Linked DNA regions of Mus musculus: region 1 is linked to region 2. The links are chromatin loops, found by intact Hi-C in ENCODE. Cell type or tissue: heart. All regions are shown on one strand. Each heading gives the region's core, and the rest is flanking DNA. Links, peaks and the distances in the headings are about the cores only.

Region 1 (6,478 bases), core at 1-5,000, 120 kb before region 2:
TAGAAATCCTAAGTTCAGACTTCTCTACCCTCCACAGTCTCTGGTAATTGTCTCACCTAACCTATTCCAGGCAAAAAGCATTACCTGTGTCTCAAGCCCCACACTGGCTAGCCTGGATCTCTCCAAAGTCTTCCTATTCTCTTTCAATTTCCATCCATACCCATGGCTCAGTTCACAAAGCTGTTACTCTCTAAAAACACATCACCAGACTGTCCCAACACCTAAAAGATCTAAAAGTAGTAATTAATAGGCAACGTGTGACTTTTATCTGAAAAAACACTTAAAAATCTGAAATATAAACCTTGTGTTTGGCATAATATAAACCTTTAGTCTCAACACCTGGGAGGCAGAGGCAGTTGGATCTCTGAGTTTAAGGCCAGGCCAGCCTGGTCTACAAAATGAGTTCTAGGACAGCCAGATGCTACACAGACAAAAGGCTGAGATGGGGGGGGGGGGGGGTTAGTAGTATTTGAGTGGGTATAGGACACACCTTCAATCACTTGAGAGACAGAAGCAGGCAGATCTCTGTTTAATTTGAGACAATTTACGGGGGGGGGGGGGGGGCTGTATTTGAACTATTTCTTGAATAGACTGCATGACCTAGCAACATTGAAATCACTCCACACAAACTACCCATGTGCCATTTGTTGTTCCTAAGTAGCTGATGACCTGACCGGATCCTGCCACCCACTCACTCACTACCTAAAACCTCTAAAAACGGCAAACAGCAGCAGCATTCCAAGGATAAGCAAAACAAACACTCCCACCCTCAGCGTTTAATTTAAATTCAAGATGAAAGACACAATCAGGAAGCAATTGGCTCCTGCTGGAGGGGGCTTAGAAGAACCTAACTTTGGGAACTTAGGGAAAGACTACTCAAAAATAAGAGCTGGGCTAAGCCCGAGGAAGGCCAGTAATCAGAACGTAGGAGGGCTGAGGCAAAACAAGAGAATCACCAGTTCTAGGCCCTGCTTGGGGGGATGGGGGGTAGGGGATGGGGATTATATTAATAGAAAGAGGTAGAAGGCAGGGAAATCATAGGACCAAAAGGAAAAATGAGAACAAAAACTGAAAGAAAAAAAAAATCAAGGAAATGCAATCAATTCGATACAGATGGAGCAACACCAAATCTTAAAACCCAGATGTCAGGGGAAAAAAAAAAAGTTCAATTTAAAGGCAAAAGCCACAGCTTTGTTAAAGAGTCAGAAAACGCAAGACAGTTTCAAAACAAGGCTAATAAGTGTTTGCTAAGCAGACAAAATAAGATTCCAGGAGCACAGACGATGCGCTCAGGGTGAACTAAGGAAGGAGAAGCAGTGGTACCCCCAAATCGAGAGGAAGCACGAAACAGCGCGGAGAGTTAAGGCTCAAACAATTAGAAGACCAAAGGGGCTTACATCGTGGGCGATAACCAAGCACAACCGGGATGTGAAGCCTGGGAGTTTGGGCTGGCCACAAGTTTGCCATGAGAATTAGTCCCAGTGGTCCCTTGGTGGACGCCAAGGAATTAATGCCTCTCAAAACTCAGCGGCGCCCTGGGTGGATTGCACTTCGTCCCTCCGCTTCAGTCAGGATTGATTGTGCAGGCTCCACGACAGGCTCTGGGCTCCGGGCTGCTGACACGCAGGTTCCCAGGGAGTAGTTACAGGCCTGGTCTGTACGTGCTGGTGGGTAGAAGTTAAGTTTAAACTACCGGGCAAAATAAGCATTCGGATTTCTCTGTAGAAACGACGAGCTCTTAAAGAATAATCAGTGTAGCCGGGCGGTGATGGTGCACGCCTTTAATCCCTGCACTCTGGAGGCGAGGCGGGCGGGATCTCTGAGTTCGAGGCCAGCCTGGTCTACAGAGCGAGTTCCAGGACAGCCAGGGCTACACAGAGAAACCCTGTCTCGGAAAACAAAAAAATAATCAGTGCGTACCCATTCCATATTTTCAGAAAGGAAAAAATAGTAATAAACAACGGGACGATGGAGCTGAACATCTGTCCGTGCCAGTACTCAAGAATGGGTCACTGTGTGACTCCAACTGTCCCCACGTGGGCTTTGTCTCCCCGGCCACACTGACATTCTCAACAGCAAGTGGATTATTTTGGCACTCTTTTGTCCGTCTCTCAAAGTGCCTATTACAGAGTCGGTTAGGTCCAAAAAATAAAAAATAAGATAAAAACCCAGACTTCCTGACTGACCTGGCGTCACTGAAGTTGCCTGGCTGAGAACTCCCCTTTTGCTTACTAAACTCCTGCCGAGAAGCGGAACCTGGGTCTCACTCTCCTCCACACTTCGCTTTCCTCCCGCATCCACTGAGTCCCTCTCCAGGTTCCACTAGGAGTCCAGAATAAAGCACATCTCCATCGCCGCAGGAAACGTCCGCCCGCCCGCCCGCCGGCCGCATGCGCCCCTCGCGCCTCTGCGGAGAGCCACTCGCTCACCTACGTCCCACTGCTGAGCCTCCGCCTCTGTCGCCGCCGCCTCTGTCGCCGCCGCCTCAGCCGCCGGTGAAACCCGCGAAGCCAGACGTCCGCTCGCCCTAAAGGCACTTCCGGCGCGCGCGGTGACGTCGCCCGGCGCGCCAGCCTCCGGCCCGGGGCCGTCGGGGTTTGGGGGAGTCGGAAGGAGCGCTGCACCGCGCTGCGTTCGCGGACGCCCGCGCTTTTGCGCGCCGCGGAAGGCAGCCGGAGGTGAAGCCGCCGCGGGCTCGCATCCTCTCCGCTTCGCCTCTGCGCCGAAGGTAAGCTCCCACGGCGCCGGGCCCAGGAGACGGCCGCGGCCCGGGCCTCCGCCTCGGCCTCCGCCTCGGCCTCGGCCTCGGCCTCGGCCTCGGCCTCGACCCTGACCCCAGCTCCGGCCCCAGGAACGTCCAGCCGGGGTTAGCATTTCTCAGAGTGAGAAACTGGAAACGCGACAAGCAGGTTTTGGCTAGCTAAGGCTTTTTGAATAATCCTCCTACTGGGCCAGCGGGGCGCCCTCCGGGGTGCCGGGTCCATTGTCATTCATAGGGGTTCTTAACACTTGCTGCCGACCGACGCGATCGTTTCACCTGTAATTTGCAGAGTTTTAACAGTGACGTTGATTACTAAGCACATTGATAAATATACAGGTTAATGTCCCATTCAAAGTAGGTAATCCATGTAATAGAGTGTCATTTCATGATTTGGTTGTGCACGAAATTTAAAAATCTAAAGAACTTTATCAAAATGTGAAACTACCCCAAGCTTAACAAAACCGAGTCTCTGTCGTCATGGCCTACCTATATCAGTAATCCATATATACAGACGTAGATACAGGAGTTTTTTTAAAAACAAGAACAAAAGAGGCGGGGTAGACAGGTGTCCCTTTCGGAGGTGGGCGAATCCTTGGGAAACATCTTTTCCGCTTTTACCCTAAGAAGGCGTTAAAAATAGCCTTGTGGCTTCTCCATCTCTCTAAAACCCCTCTTCAATCGCACCGCAGCCCTAAAAGGCTTAACACCCGCTGCTAGAAAAGGAATATGGTAATTCACACCCTACCCACACTGGTACTCTAATCTCTTTAAATGAATGGAGCCTGAGGAATTCTACCCTAATTAAGTCAGTGATGGTCCTTGTTTGGTTCTACTTGGAGTAAGATTCCCAATGTCTCCTTTTTTTCCGTTTTAGAAATGAGCGGTGGCTTGGCGCCAAGTAAAAGCACAGTTTATGTATCCAACTTGCCTTTCTCCCTAACAAACAATGATTTATACCGGGTAAGTTGTATGTACATCTAACTAATGGATTCTTTCTTTAGAGACAATCTGAAGCTTAAGCAAAAATACTGCTCCCTGGGAAAATTTTTAGTTGATATCTTCTGCAAATTTTAGTGGGAAATTTTTCAATTTTGTTTTAATTTCCCAAAGAGAATTTGTTGTTTGTGTGTTTTTTCGAGGCAGGGTTTCTCTGTGCCTGACTGGCCTAGAACTCACTCTGTAGAACAGGCTATCATAGAACTCAGAGATCTGCCTTCCTCTGCCGCCTGTACTTGAGTGGTGGAACACTTGCCTAGAGTAGTTATCACACACCTGTAACCCCAGCACAGGGGAAGCTGAGGTAGGAAGATCAGCTTGGACAATTTAGACCCCATCTCACGAAAGAGAAAAGAGATACTGAATTAGGCTTGGAGGTGAGATTTTAGACTGAATGATAAGAAATAACCTTATTTAAAACATACCTGGGGGCTGGAGGTGAAGTATAGTTGGTAGGATGCTTGTCTTGCGTGCACAAAACCCTGTGTTGATTCCCTAGTACCACATGAACTAAGGAATCAATGGAGAACCCGTTAGAAAGCTATAATCCCATAGGAAACTGCTGGACCTCGGAATCCAATGTTGCTAAATGTCTGGCCCACAATTTCAATATTAGACTGCATATGATGGGATCTTCTAAAAGCCTTTGGGGGAGGGTGTTATTTCTGTGTATTAAATAATTAGTCAGAATTATAAGCATATAGATATGTATATATCTATAGAATATAGATCTGGGCAATATATGGGCAACTATATGTAGAAGTAAAAGGAAGACGAGGCCAGAATACTAAGTAAGGATGGAAGAGTTCTGCACCCACCGATAGAAGTAGAAGGATCTTTGCTTTGTTTTTGATCTTTGGCATCAAGTCTTGTTTTGTAGCCTGGGCTCGTCTCAAACCTTCTTGCTTTGCTCTTCTGAAAACCAGGATTGCAGCCATAGACCATCACTGCTGGCTGCAGATGGGTTTTTCATTACAGGAAGCTTTTTTTTTCATTATAGGAAAGTATTATCTGCAGTGAGAGTTCTGTCTGTCCTCAGATGGCAGATTGTGTAACTCACTGGTATGGTTTTATTTGACAACACTGATAATAAAAGGACAGGACCAGCTGGAGCTATGGTGGGTTTGTTGGCCCCACAGATCCATTGGATCAGAAGTCCAGCTGCTGCCTAGTGTATAGGCCATGGATCTAGACATGCTGAGTGGTCCCCCACCCCCATCTACTCCCTGGAGGGAGTTAGGAACTGAAGCTTGTAACTCCAGTAACTGTATTATTCTAGTCACTTAGAAAATGTTTCTTTGGCTTGGTGAATCAGTGTCTTGCTGTGTTGCCCTGTGTCGTGGTCCTCCTCCTCAGTCCCCCAGGTATAGCGATATTTGTTAGAAAGTCGGTTGTATAGGCTGCTAATGGCTGGAGTGTTTCATAAAATATAACAAAGAATCTGGTCAGTAAATACAATCTGAGTATTTAATTTGGTGACATTTTAAATTATAATTATTCTGTGATCTTTTATTTCAGATATTTTCCAAGTATGGCAAAGTTGTAAAGTAAGTATTCACATTACAAAATACTTGGTTGAATAAAGATTCTATTGTTAACATTTTTACATATAGTTCAGTTATTTTCCCATGTACATAAACATTTGACAGTTTTCAAATCATAAGTGACCGTGTACTATAAGGATTTACTAGTTTAATAGTATTGCTTTTACAGTGCTGAGAAACAGTCTCAGAGCCTGAGACATACTAGCCATACTCTTAATCTCTAAACTACCTATTAAGCCCCTGAAGGTTTTCAGAGCTAGTTCTTGTGTGGTGTCAAGCTTACTGGGAAATGTCTAGGGGGACAGTCTTACCTGAGGGACATTATCTTGGTGCTCATAGTGCTGCCAAGCCGTGTCAAAGAATATCTGTAGCCAAACCTCTGATCTGGCTGTAGACATGCCACCTGTTTGCCACCTGGTATGTTAGCCCTTGAACTGTTCTTAACCTCCGTTGACATGTGTATAATGAGCTATCCCCCAAACTACGGAGAGACTGACAGTGAACCCAGTCGTAACTCCTGACTAAGAAGCTCTGTGATTTCAAGCCCATTTGTGGTTTTAAAGCAGTAGCTACAGCACCGTGTTAAAAATCCTTGGGGCGCATCTTCAGGACTAATCGAATCTGTCAGACTGTGCTACAGTCTTCATTAGCTCCAGATAACTCCCTATGCTGTGTACCAATTTCATGTTATTCTCGGCCAATTGAGATGAGAGCAAATTGACGTGGCTAGACTGAAATCTGTAACTGCACCAGGGAAGAAACTTAGAACAGGACAGTCAGATAGAAAGGCTTTTGATCCTTGAGAGACCATTTGGGAGCCAAGTGGATTTTGCTAGGTATACATAAGGACTGGATGCACAGGAAGTCTGTGTCAGGATGGTCTACGGTTCTTGGGATAGTGTCTACTCAGAGGAGTAGCATAAGTGAGCCCTTCACGCCCTGCATCTGAACACAGTGCCACTCTGTCTTTTTGCATGCCAGTAGAATGGAGGGTGTCATGGGTTTGTTTTCTTTAAGGTCTTTTTTTTTTTTAAGATTTATTTATTTATTTTATGTATGTGAGTACACTGTCACTGTCTTCAGACACAACACTAGAAGAGTGCATTGGATCCCATTACAGATGGTTGTGAGCCACCATGTGGTTGCTGGGAATTGAACTCAGGACCTCTGGAAGAGC
Region 2 (8,006 bases), core at 1,638-6,637:
AACCATCATGTGGATGCTGGCAGCTGAACCCAGCCAGGTCTCTTCGAGAGCAGCAATCCCTCTCCGTCACTGAGCCATCTTTTCTGCCCCTTAATACTCATACGTTTTTAAAAAATGGTTTTATTTCTATGTGTGAGGATAAGCCAAAGGTAAGTTTAGGGCAAGGATGCAGTACCGCTGCCGCCTTCCCTGAGTTAGGAGGAGCCTAGGCCCTAAGGTTGAATCCTAGTTTTCATCTGATGACTCAGAAGAAAGCTCCCATCTGCTCACCGCTTCTCTGTAGAGTTTCATCGAAAAATCCAGAACTAAACTGAAGACCAAGGCCTAATCCTTTAGGCTTCTCGTGTGTGCTGCTTTTGCCTTACAGTTAGAGCAACAGTGGAAGAGATCCGGCTTACTTGCTGGTGGGGGAGGGAAGCGAAAGCGGGGAGAACTGCACCCCAAGAAACTAGCTATCGAGCAGAGAAGCCAAGGCAGAACAAATGGAAGCGTGTCTTCACGTGGAGCAGCTTGAGTGTGCAGAGTCACAGCACAGGCCCAAGAGAGGCCGAGACACAAAATGTAGAGGCCCATGTGTCTGGCTCAGAAGAAGATAGCTGCCGGGCACTTTCCCTTTTCTTTGTGAGACAGGGTCTTTCTGTGTTGCTCTCCTTGGTTTGTAGACAAGGCAGGGGTTGACTTCACAGATAGACACATGCCTCTGCTTCCTAGTGGCTGGCACTAAGGTCATGCACCACCACATCCAGCCACACTTTCAGGTTTTATTTTGGATTTTCTTTGGCAACAGGGTCTTATTACATCACCCAGGCTGGCCAGACCTTGGAATCCTCCAATTTCAGCTTTCCCAGTGCTAATAGAGGTGTGCACACCCATAGCTACCTGAAGATCAGTTTCTCTTTATGAAAACACTGCTATGTCTACATAGAATATTGGGCAGGGGGCAGGGGACAGGAGACGACGGACACCTGTAATTGCAGCCCCTGAGACACGGGTAAGAGCATTTGCCTAAAAGATGACTTCTTTATTTTTTAAATGAAGTCAAATGTAGAAATTGGAAGGAAATACTGGACAGGACTGTATACATATCTGAGTGGCAGGGATGGATGGGAAAATGAGAAGAGAGAGCACCACCATTTTAAATGTTTGTTTGTTTGTGTGTGTGTGTTTGTGTGTTTAGTGTGTGTGTGTCTGTGAGTCTATCTATGCATGTGAAGTCCTGAGGACGGCATGGGATCCCCTGGAGTGGAAGTTACAGGTGGTTGTGAGCTTCCCAGGATAGGTACCAGGAGCATAGCTCTGGTCTTCCGCAAGAGCAGTATGCACTCAAACCTCTTCTAGCCCAGGACCTTCTAAAATAGAGATTCTTAATATTTGATTTAAATCCAGAATCAGTTTTCTACCTCATACAAATCTTTTGTCCAACTTTAGAGAAAAAAAAAACCTTTGCATATTAATTTCAAACTCCATTCCTTGTCATTGTCTACAGTGTCACCGCGTTGAATATGCCTGACCTTACTTAAATCCTGTTTCTTCCATTCACACTCATTCTGCTGAGTTGAGAATTTGGATTTACTCAGCCTGTCACCGGCAAATTAAAGATTGTTGTCCTAGAGATCTACTTGTAATATATACGTGAAAGAAAGGAAGGGAATGTCCACTCGATGTTGAAATAGGTAAAGTTGTTTTCAGTAACAAAAGTCAATTTAGGAAGATAAAAATGGAAAAAAAAGAAGAAGCAGGTGAATGCTGGCTAGAGAGCAACATGCAGTGACTCCTCCCTCAGCTTCCAGGTAGCCAGGGCTGCTTGGTGTGTAGGTAGTATAAACGGTCTCATTTGTAGATGGCCTTTTTTAATTTTAATTTTAATTTTTTGCAACAACATCTTTTGCAAAGTATAGGATTAAAAGATCGTGAACCCCCCTGTGAAGAACATGATTATTCTGTGTGTTCTTCGCATACATTGTTGGCTGGCTTCCCTTTATGCTTTATGATCTGTGAGTTGAGAGATTACTCTTTATTCTTTCTACATGTAGTTTCTTGGGGAAAAAAAAGTATTAGCAATTACCCCCCCACACACCCTTTTTTAAAAAATGGGGCCACAGTGTGTTACGCAGTTTGATGTGGGACTCACTATGCTGACCAGGCTGGCTTTGAACCTGTGGTGGTAACCCTGCCTTGGCCTCCGAAGTGCAGGAATTACAGGTGTCAGTCATTGAGGCAGCTTTCCTCAGTATCTTTGAAATGGGCCGTTCTGCCTGGGTCCTCACTCTTTACTCTAGCTGGTACCATGTCCTCCAACTCTCCCTTCTTGTTAGTGCTCTTGTAATTCTCTGCACTCTTTTATCTTTATTTCTCTGAGAATTGTAAGGTGTGTTAGAAAGATGTACTATTCTCTTTGTTTTTACTGGCCTGTCTCCTTTTTGAGGGTAGGACACTCCTTTATTCCTGAATACTGTGCATCCGAGCCTCTTGTCTGGCATGTAGAAAATATTCAATAAATATTTATTGAATGAACAAATGTATGTTTTTTTTTTTCTCCTTATACATCTTCGTTGTTCATTGGATTTTTTTGGGGGGTGGGGGGGGAGTTAAGGCATGACATTTAATCCTTCTGAGATGGAAACAGCCCATAGTTCATCAGGTGATCTTGCCATGGTCATAGAGCCAGGGAATGAGAGCTTTTATGCCTGTTATTGTCCCTCACATTGTCCTTTGTGGGCACACTTCTCAGTGACCCAGATGCAACTTGAACAATTCAATAGCGAGGTTTTTCTCATGACGTGTGTGTGCACTTTTAAGTGTGCATGCATCTAGTTTTAAGTGTGTGCTTTTCAGTGTGGTTTTGCCTGTATATTTTTAAAATATGTGCATTTTACTTGTATTTTAAATGTTTTTGTTTCAAGTGCATTTTAAAAATATGTGTTTTAAGCGTGCATCTAAAGCATTTAATTGTTTACATGTATTTAGGTGCATGTGCAGGTTAAGTGTGTTCAAGTATATCTTGTGTGCATTTTAAGTGGATTTTTAAGTGTTTAAGTCTCAGTTTTGGCTCTGGATTCGCTTACTCCAATCTCTCATCTCTGTCCCAGCCTTCACTCCAACCAGACTCGCTCTCTAACATGCAAATGTGATCATCTTCCTTCCTTCCTTAAAAACCTTCAAGCAGATCAAGTTCAAACTTCCAAGAGTTTCCAAGAGTAACTGCTATCCCTCTCTGCAGTCTTAACCACTCCCCGAGTCCTTTCTTGCGGACTCATCCTGGCATCGCGCTTCTCAGTCTCCTGAATACGAGAGCCGCTTTCATTGCTCGCTCAGTCTAGAATTCCTTCTCTTAAGAGGGCCACCCTCGCTCAGGAATACTCTGCTATACTAACTGGAAGGTACAAGCGACTCACTTTGGGGCGTGTCCACACCCGGTGGCTATCCTGTCTTTGTACAACAGCCTTCTTCAAAAGGGAATAAGAGCTTTTGCACCAGATGTGAATGGCGTGTGTATTGCCTGGGAACATGGATTCGGGTTGGGTGGAATAACACGTTCCAATACAGAATAAAGTCAGAAGTTAAGGCAGTTTCCAGATACCGGTTGGACCATCAGATTGATTATAGCAAACAGGAAAAACTGACAGGTGTCAGATCTCATCTAATGACATTTTAAGCTTTCAGAATGGTGGAAACCATTGATTCGATGAGGTTGCTTTAAAGGTTTTGAGCCAAAAGTATGTTGGGTATGACACGATTGGTCAACGAAAGCCTATTAAGGGACTAAGAATAATCATAGAGTTTAAGCTTTGTTAAATCGTCCACAGGTCTCCCGTACCAAAGTCCCCGAGCTGCACATTCTCAATATCTGCCTTCCTCCCCGTCCCTAGGTCCCTACGAGGCTTCAGCGTGACCCAGCTCAAGGCGTGGAGTGTGGCGGGAAGGAAGGGAGGCCGGGTTTGGAGAGGACCAGTTTTGCTTTGGGTATGCAAATGATTTGTCAGCAACGTCTAATAAGGCTGCCTTCCCAGCCTTGTGTGGATGGGCAAGCAAAGCACCATTGCACTACCGCCGCCTTACGACATCCCACGAAGCACAGATGTTTTAGACCCGACGCTGAGGTCCGTGAGGAGCAGGATGGGTCGAGGAAGAGTTAGCAAGTGCGGTAACCACGGTTTCTTTTTAGTCAACGCAGCGATGCCTGAGAATTCAAGTTGCCCAGCGCCACAAACTGCGCAAAGAAAAATCGCAGATTTAGGGCAAGGGCCTACAGCCCTGCTTCTTTCGCTACACTTGTCCACAGCTCAGAGCCGGGCAATCTGTAAAGAGGAACCAGCATCCATCTCAAGGCTCGGCGTGAAGGCCGGGAGAGCGCCAGCGCTCAGCTCCGCTTCCGGGTGCGCTGCGGAGGCGGAGCCTTGGCCGGGCGTTGGGGCGTGGCCCGGAGGCGGGACAATACCAGGCAGGGGCTGTGGTTTGAAACAGAGGCGGGGCCTGCGCCGGATGTGGGAGGGGCTGTGAGCGGGGCGGGGCATGGCAGGGCTAGGGGCGTGTCGTGTGGGGTGCTGGGCTTGGGCGGCATGGGACCGAGTGGGACCTGGCGGGGATTCGGGCGGAGGGGCGGAGCGGGGAGGGGCGGGAACCAGGCTGGTCACGCTGCGGCTGCGCGTTGCGATTCTTCGTAGTTCGCCCGGGCGGGCGCGGCGGCGGCGGCGGTGACGGCGGTGACGGCGGCAGCGGCGGTGGCGGCAGCGCGGGCCGGGATGCGGCGCTACCTGCGGGTCGTAGGGCTGTGCCTGGCCTGCGGCTTCTGCTCGCTGCTGTACGCCTTCAGCCAGCTCGCGGTGTCCTTGGAGGAAGGAGCTGCCGGGGGCCGCAGGCCGCAGGCCGCGGTAGTTTCCTGGCTGGCGGACGGTGGACGCGGCACGGGGAGAGGCGCGGGCAGCGCGGGCCCGGGCCGGACGGGCAGGTATGAGCCGCATTGCCGGGAGTGGAGGTCTGGGAGGGCCGGACGCGCCGCTCCATCACCGAGCACTGGCTGGCTGGCTTCAGATTCAGTGTTAGACCAGTTAGAAATTGAATCGCTTTGCAACTTTCTGAAAGGTTCGTTGGAAGTAAGTGGTGTCCCACAAAATCCTAATTACACTGCGGCTAGTGGGATTCCCTCCTGTTTCCATGGAGTCGAAGCTGAGTAATTTGAGAATCAGGCTGGCGCCCTAGTTGAGCCCTCCACCTCCCAGGTGTCTAAATTTTCCGCCTAAATCTTAGCTTTTTATCAGTAGCCGTAGCTAAAGAAATCTGGATGTGGCATAAAGCGAGCTGTGAATTTTTATTTTGAAAATATTCGTTTTTTTGGAAACGTAAAGGAAGTTCAGAAACATGAGTGATACTTAATATGCTTATATCTATGGGAGGAGTAAGGTATGAAGAAATCACTTTAAAAAAAAAGAAATGAATATTTATAACACAGCATAATGAGTTGGTGGATTTGCATAAGTCACTGCCACGGTTAGAATCATGAAATTTAAATGGAAAACTGTTTGGGCAGTTTACTTAATTCGCACTGCCTCCTTGGTGGATTCCTGTGTTTGGGCAGTTCTGAGACCAACTAATTGGAGAGTGGAAGACAGGAATTGTAAAAAGAGTACATCCACTTTGAGCTGTTGTCTATGTAGCATCTGAGAGTTGATGGTCTTTTCCAGCGGGAAGCGGGTAAAAGAGAAGCTAGCATGGAGATAGTGAGCTCTTGGTTTATGGTTTGATTGTAGTCAGAGAAATGTGGGGTATAGGTGTGCTCTCAGGTTCCACTGCCTACAACCTACACCCCCAGACCCCCAGTAGGATTTGCCGAGGAGAGCGGAGGCAGGAGGACCATGAGTTCGAGGCCAGCCTGGGCTACACATTTAAAAGCCTGGCGGTGGTGGTGCATGTCTTTAATTTCAGCACTCGGGAAGCAGAAATAGGCAGATCTCTGAGTTCGAGGCCAGCCTGGTCCGCAGAGCAATGTCCAGGATATCCGGGGCTCTACAGAGGAGCCCTGTCTCAAAAAACAAAACAAAACAAAACAAAACAAAAGTATTAATTGCCCAGAATTACATAAGAAGTATTTGGGGAAAAAAAATCCAACTTGGAAGGAAAACATTTTTAAATGGTAAGGACAGTGTTTGAGAGAAATCTCCTTTCAACTAGTATATCCTATTTGAAACGATTATTTCAAACTAGGCTTGGTGGCTTACACCTGTATTCTCAGCATTCAGGAGGTAAGGTAGGAGGATGGAAAATTCAGTACCTGTCTGGTTTTCATTGGGAGTTCCAGGCCAGCCTGGGCTGCATAATGAGACCCAGGTTCAACAGACCAAGGACTGAGTTTGTATCCCAGCCATAAGGGACTTGCCTTGTCAGGTGCCGAGTTCAACCCCTCCAGGAGTTAGAGAGAGTAGTAGAGTCAGTTGGAGAAACCCGTGCCTCCATCCAGTCACTTTTGCAGGCGCCCTTGATCACAGGGTTCCTTCTCTGCTACACTGAAGTATAATCGACAAGAGTTACCTATGTTTAGTACCAACAGCTTGATATTTTTGACGCACATTCTGAAATGATCGTCACTTCTTTTCAGACTGGCTAGACCTCCAGTTCATGTTTGCTGAATCGTGTCGACATTGGTAGGATATACTACTGAGAATGTAAAGACGAGAGACGGAGAGGGCTTTTGAGTCACCAACTTTACTTTGCCACGTACTGGGTGTGTGACTTCCTGATTAGATGTGGAACATTTGTGAGGACTGAAGTGACATAGTTGCATAGATTGCTTAGTGCCGTACCTGGCACCATAAAACTAGCTGATATGGTGATTGTTTTAATTTTCAGGTGTAAGCATATATCTCTCCCCCCCCCCCCTTTGGGAAGCAAATTTATTCTTTGGGACCTAGTCAGAAACCTGGTAAACTAGGATGCCAGTATTCTGTGTTTTGACCATGAGCTATTGTTACAATGCAGACAAACACTGAGAAGCGCTGACAGTTGAGAGATAGATTTGACCATTATGTCTTTGCATTGCTGTTTCCCCTTCCTTGGATCTGTTTTTGAAGGAAAGGGAGTTGGGGCAGTGAGTGCTGGAGAAAGTAAGAGTACTTAGGGAGGGAAGGCCCTCACTCTGTGTCATTACGTGAGGCTTGTGCCGCCAGGGCCACACCTGCACGCTAGCTTATTGGACGCTGCCGTGGCTTCTCATAGCTTTGTTGAGTGCTATGTGGGCTGCTGTAGCAAAACTTGAGACTGCAGATGGAAACAACAGCGATACATTGTTTCTCACACCTTTTTACAGTCTGTGCAGATGGAAACAGCAGTGATACATTGTTTCTCACACCTTTTTGCTGTGTGCTCACATGGCCAGGCAGGTCTATAGCCGCTTCTTGTAATGTCATTCTTGGGGCACTGACCCTTATGGTCTAATCACCGAAGGCCCCATCCATCCCTGACGTCAGTCATCACATGGGACAGGAGGATTTTCAGGTGAGGGAGGCATACAAAAACAGCCCAAATACTTAGCATAGTATTTAGGAAGAGCTAGTAACTAATATTATGAGCTTTTTGAGATACTCATCTCACAAAACAGTGTAGTTTTGGCTTAGAGATCTTAAAGTATAAATATTCATTTCTTTTTTATTTTTTGGTTTTTCGAGAAAGGGTTTCTCTGTGTGGCCCTGGCTGTCCTGGAACTCACTCTGTAGACCAGGCTGACCTCGAACTCAGAAATCTGCCTGCCTCTGCCTCCCAAGTGCTGGGATTAAAGGTGTGCGCCACCATCATCCGGCTAAATACTTATTTCTATTAAAATTCTTCTCCCTGCATAGTTTTTGTTTGGAAAGTATATCTTTTTAAAAAACATTTATTTATTTTATTTATATGAGTCCACTGTAGCTGTAGAGATGGTTGTGAGCCTTCATGTGGCTGTTGGGAATTAAATTTTTGGGACTTCTGCTTGCTCTGGTCAACCCCACTCATTCAGTCCCTTCTCACTCTGACCCAAA

The links. A loop is a pair of places that touch in the nucleus more often than their neighbours do. Peaks named below come from ENCODE experiments on the same cell type or tissue, not always from the same donor. Only the 100,000 strongest peaks of a DNase experiment are listed, where the experiment ranks them.
Region 1: a loop joins it to region 2, with 4 times the contacts of the local background. A loop is called at or near these places in 13 of 42 quality-filtered maps.

Annotation. Positions count from the first base shown.
Region 1 is chr15:93,394,413-93,400,890 of GRCm38, reverse strand. Zcrb1 (zinc finger CCHC-type and RNA binding motif 1) reads left to right here and starts at 2,557. Exons shown (of 8, transcript NM_026025.3): 1 at 2,557-2,728; 2 at 3,636-3,721; 3 at 5,276-5,304. The coding sequence starts at 3,638. Pphln1 (periphilin 1) reads right to left here and starts at 2,541. Exons shown (of 9, transcript NM_175363.4): 1 at 2,430-2,541. In heart, for the core only: a CTCF peak has its summit at 2,455; a DNase peak (open chromatin) is centred at 2,540; H3K4me3 peaks cover 3,450 bases; H3K27ac peaks cover 2,016 bases.
Region 2 is chr15:93,271,818-93,279,823 of GRCm38, reverse strand. It overlaps Gxylt1 (glucoside xylosyltransferase 1), which reads left to right and starts at 4,645. Exons shown (of 7, transcript NM_001357006.1): 1 at 4,645-4,948. The coding sequence starts at 4,743. In heart, for the core only: no CTCF peak of the experiment used is centred there; a DNase peak (open chromatin) is centred at 4,493; H3K4me3 peaks cover 3,300 bases; H3K27ac peaks cover 1,774 bases.